2 separate regions of the Homo sapiens genome follow, and region 2 is linked to region 1. The links are chromatin loops, found by intact Hi-C in ENCODE. Cell type or tissue: prostate gland. All regions are shown on one strand.

Region 1 (2,500 bases):
AAACTCGCAGCAAGATACCAATTTCTTCACTCCACAGATGGGCAAAATTTTAAAGAACGCGGGCAACTATTTCCCCCACTTCGATGAGAATGTGGGAGAAGTGCAACTGAAGGCCAAGGTAAAATCCCATCACTGAGAACGACTCCCAAAGTTGGAGCAGTGACTACTTTCTCAAAACGAGACAGTGGGAGATGCGGCGGGCGGGGGACGGGGGTACAAACTTGAACAGAAACCTATGAGAAAGCCAGACTGGCTAAAAGGATGAAGACGGTGCCCGCATGCCCCGCACCGGCCACTTTGCTGAGCGGAGGATCCGCTGGTCGCCAGTATCCCGCTCACCCCGCGCCTGACACTGACCGGGATAAAAGACAGCTCAGGTGCGCCGTCGGCGAAACTATCCGAGCCAGGCGCGCGTCTGCGGCCTTCTGGGCTCTCCTCCCTCAGGCGCGGACCCCCGGCTGCCCGCCCCTCACAGCCCTCAGCCCTCACCCCTCACAGCCCTCACAGCCCTCACACACCAGCCCCACTCACTCGGCGTCCGGGCGCCGCCGCTCCCGGCGAGCAGCTGGTGAACCTGGACGCCCGCCCCGCCGCGTTCCAAGACCGCGAGGCGCCCCGGCGAGCAGCAGAGTTGGCGCGTCACCTCCACCCTCCGGAGCAGCGCGCGGTGGAGGCCCGCGGCGCTGGGAAAGAGCCAGAGCTGTGCGCCCGGAGACTTCGCGGGCTGGGTCGCGGCGGCCTTGCCCGCGGTCGAGCGCCCGTTGCGCCGCGACTTCCTCCGCGACCTCCGCTCCATCGCCGCTTTGCGGGGTCCCAGGCCCAGAGGCGAGAGGAGAGAACGCCTGGTCCCGGGACTGAGCGCGCCCACTGCCTCAGGCGTTGCGCTGCAGAGCGGGAACCAGCTGCGCGCAGCTGCGTGGCGTCGGGGAACCGCAGCCTCAGCTACTGAGCCCCTGCCGGGACGCCACGCCCCCCACGTGCTGTTTGGGGGCGGGGCCTGCAGCTCCAGTGGAAAACGAAACATAATGTTTGTTGTTGTTTTTAGGGGGCGGAATCGAAAAGGAAAAGGAAACTGTAATGAGAGTGACTTGGCAGGCGGCCAAAGGCAACAGGTCGTTGGCTGGGGTAAAGGCCGATGGGCTGGACTGAGAAAGTGTCCCCGGGCGGGCAGCGGCCACCTTAACTCCTGGACGGAATGGCTTTCGAGGAAACGCTGCAGTTCCACTAGGAGGCACCCTGACACACGCATTTCCAGAGGGAGGGATAACGGAAGCCAAAGTTTGTTAAGCGTTGTGCGCCGCGGCCGGGCGCGGTGATTCACGCCTGTAATCCCAGCACTTTGGGGGGCCGAGGCGGGCGGATCACGACGTCAGGAGATCGAGACCATTCTGGCTAACACGGTGAAACCCCGTCTCTACTAAAAATACAAAAACAAAATTAGCTGGGCGTGGTGGCGGGCGCCTGTAGTCCCAGCTACTCGGGAGGCTGAGGTGGGAGAATGGCGGGAACCCGGGAGGCGGAGTTTGCAGTGAGCCGAGATTGCGCCACTGCACTCCAGCCTGGGCGACAGAGCGAGACTATGTATCAAAAAAAAAAATGCGTTGTGCGCCGGGCTGAAACCGGCATAAAACTGGGCAGAGCTATGCAGGCAGCTACCCTCCCCCCCACCCCTACCCCCACCCCCACCCCCCTCGTGCCCGCTCCGCTACGTATTCCCGTATTCCCGGGTGCCTGGCAACAGTGATGTGCTTTAGGCCTTTTTTAGAATGCATACAAACGGAACCATATCTAAGTGATGTCTGGCTTTTTTAACTTAGCACAATGCTTTGAGATTCATACTATTGTGTTTAATTAGTAATTCATTTGTGTTATTGTTGAATGGTAGTCTATCATATGGGTAAGCCACAGTTTATTTATCCATTCACCAATTGATGGGCCTGTCGGTTGTAGGGAACAGGAGAAAACTTCCCCTTTGCCCTCTGAAGGGTCACCGAAAATCAACTGACAAGGCTGGGCCTGGGCTCCTGCCTGTAACCCCAGCCCTTTTTTAGCCCAAGGCAGGAGGATCTCTTCTTTGTGAAGTGTGTATTCAAATCTTTTGACCATTTATTTATTAGCTAGCTTGACTTTTTATCTAAGAGTTCTTTATATATTATTGAGTTCTTTATATGTTTCATACCATGTTCTTTATTAGCTATACGTTTTGAAATGTTTTCTACCTGTCTGTGGCTTGCCTCTTCATTTTAAGTGTCTTTTGAAGCACTGAAGTTTTCAATTTTGATGTAATTTATCCATTTTTTTCTTTTACATAGTTCATACCTTTTTTGTCCTACTTAAGACATTTTTGCTAAATTCAAGATTATAAGATTTCCTCATTTGTTACCTTCTGGAAGTTTTATAATTGTTGGTCTTCATTATATTTAAAATGAATTATTCTTTATAGTATCGATAGATGCTGGAGGCAGATAAGGGAGGGTCCCTGGAGAATCTCTGACCTGCC
Region 2 (2,500 bases), 160 kb after region 1:
AAAATCATGAAATCGTGTGGCCACACCAACACCTATATAAGAATGTTTATAGCAGCATTATTTGTAATAGCTAAGAAGTGGAAATAACCCAAATGTCCATCAACTGATGAACAGATAAACAAAATGCAATATCTACCACTTAAAAAAATGAAAATGCAGAATAGAACCTCACTAAACATAATGTTGTGGGTTAGCAACGGCTATCTGGACCAGTGGCGTGTGTGTAAAATAATTTACCAAGGCAGTTGTAGATAAAGAAAGGCAGATTTATTAGAGAAAGTATAAAAATATGTTGCCAGGGAGCAAGTGGTAGAATCAGAAGAAGAGCTGGCTATCAGGAAACAAAGGCTTGCTGGAGATTTTATAGACTTAGTGTTTATGCTGTATGCTCAAGAGGGCTTTGTGCAGTACTGATAATGCCAAGGTTGCGGTGAGCTAACTTGCAGGTGTCTGCTGATAGCTGGGTGCGGGATGATTGTGAGTTATTTGTGTAGAAGGGCTATGTGTCCCGGACCATGAAGAAAGGCAGACTTACAGCTTATCGGCTTTCTCTTTTTGCTTTCCCTTGGTCCCACCAACCTAACTCCTTTTCTCTAATGAGGGCTCCACACATATGTGTAAGCGATCATTTGTCTTTAATAAGGTACCAAAAACTTGCTTTCTCATAGCAGAGTAGTCAGGATAGTTGTTCTTCTTACATGGTGCCAGACTTCCAAGAGGCAGGGAGTGGAAGTTGCTAGTCCTCTAAAAGGTTAGGGATTACTTCACTGTATTTTATTTGTCAGAGCAGTCACAGTCAGCTCAGATTCAAGAGTACAAAAATAGAATTCACCTCTCGATGGAGGAATAGTATGTGAGCACAGGAAGGAAAGAACTGGAGATAAGCTATCACAAAGATAGAATGGGTTGGGGAGCTAGAAAACAGATTTAATATGTCAGGAGCCACTAACAACTGAAGATCAATCTAGAATTAAAGTAATTAAAATTCAGATATACATGATAGTGGATTGAATTGTTGGTCTCAAGCCTTCACCCTCCATGCATCCACACACTTGTCATATGGAGAGTAAACTTCCCTGCCTCTTGATTTTGGGCTTAGCCATATTGTATTCTTTATCTATTGCTGCATCCCAAACCATCCCCAAATTTAGTGGCTTAAAACAACTATGCAACAATTCTGCAGGTTGGATAGGGGTTCTTTTGCTGCTCTTACCTGGGATCACTCATGAAGTTACATCCAGCTGTTGGGTCAGCTGAGAGCTGAGCTAGGAAATTGGGATGCTTGGGCCTCTGTCCATGTGGGCTTTCATTCACACAGAGGTTAATCTGAGCTGGGCTTCCTGATCCTCCTGTCTTGGCTGTAGCATTCCAAGAGGGTGTGAATGGGACTGCAAGGGTCTTATTAGACTACGGCTTACAAGCCATAAATTTCACTTCTACTACATTCTATTGGTCAAAGCAAGTCACAAGCTCATATTCAAGGGGCAAGGAATACATGCAGGGGGAGAAAACTCTACCTCTTGATGGGAGGAACTGAAATTGATTTATGGTCATGTTGAATCTACTGCATATTGATGGCAGCAGTGTGCCATCTGCAGCAGCGGCTGCAGCAAGGAGGCACAGCTGGGGCTGCATGCTGCATAAACCTGGCGGGAGCTGAGGACAAATGGGAGACCCAATCCTTCCAAGTTGGAGCAGGAGCTTCCTGTGTGTGACTGTCACCACCCAAGCCACAGCTATGGATCTGGGCATCCCTGTGCTCTTAGGGCCTGGGGACTAGGCAGGAGCCCCACCCTCCTGGGCACAGCTGCATCTCTCCAAACTGTGGCTGCAGACCCAGGCCTCCTGTTCCAAGGAGCAGGAAGGAGCCCCACTCTCCCCAGTGCAGCTGCAGCCACCCAAACGGGCTGTGGACCCAGGCATCCCTGCACTCTTGGGGGCCCTGGAAGGCCACCCTTGCCCTCACAGGCTCAGAAATGCCTGCTCCCACTGCCTGGCTTCTCTCTGCTGTCAGTGCCTACTCTGATCTCAGAACAAAGTCAGGGCCAAACCTGGGTGCTGTCACAGCCAGGCTGGGTGTCCACACGCTCGGGGCAATGTTGACACACCAGCCCCCTGCTACCTTGGCCCCCTCCAGATTTTGGGTGCTGACAAGCATAGGAGGGAAGCTGAAGTGGGGGGATGCTGAAAGCAGGTTGGCACTGGTCTGAATGCACCCCTTGGCACCTACAGCCTGGGTGCCATGAACAGCAGCAGGATGCAAACATCAGGACAACCAGCTGCAGAGAGGAGCTACCCACTCTAGGGCTTCCTCTCTGCTGAGAGCAGCAGACATTAGGACGACCAGCTGCAGACAGGAGCTACCCACTCCACGGTCTCCTCTGAGCTATTGTCAGTCAATAGAGCCCCTCTTTGTCTTGCTCACCCTCTACTTGTCTGCATACCTCATTTTTCCTGGGTGCAGGACAAGAACTTGGGACCCACCAAATGAGGCTAAGAG

Evidence for each region. Peaks named below come from ENCODE experiments on the same cell type or tissue, not always from the same donor. Only the 100,000 strongest peaks of a DNase experiment are listed, where the experiment ranks them.
Region 2: it touches region 1 in a loop (3-fold over the local background); 52 of 110 quality-filtered maps call a loop at or near these places.

What each region holds. Positions count from the first base shown.
Region 1 is chr4:88,455,566-88,458,065 of GRCh38, reverse strand. It overlaps HERC5 (HECT and RLD domain containing E3 ubiquitin protein ligase 5), which reads right to left and starts at 947. Exons shown (of 23, transcript NM_016323.4): 1 at 532-947. The coding sequence starts at 796. The region is part of intron 1 of LOC102723458 (a long non-coding RNA gene); the gene reads left to right. RefSeq lists an enhancer at 888-1,317. In prostate gland, CTCF peaks have their summits at 1,007 and 1,207 (motif pointing right); DNase peaks (open chromatin) are centred at 475 and 1,125; H3K4me3 peaks cover 1,701 bases; H3K27ac peaks cover 1,711 bases.
Region 2 is chr4:88,296,191-88,298,690 of GRCh38, reverse strand. The region is part of intron 1 of PPM1K-DT (PPM1K divergent transcript); the gene reads right to left. Among named protein-coding and RNA genes, the nearest start is that of PPM1K-DT, 13 kb to the right of the region's middle. RefSeq lists an enhancer at 1,370-2,336. In prostate gland, no CTCF peak of the experiment used is centred here; no DNase peak of the experiment used is centred here.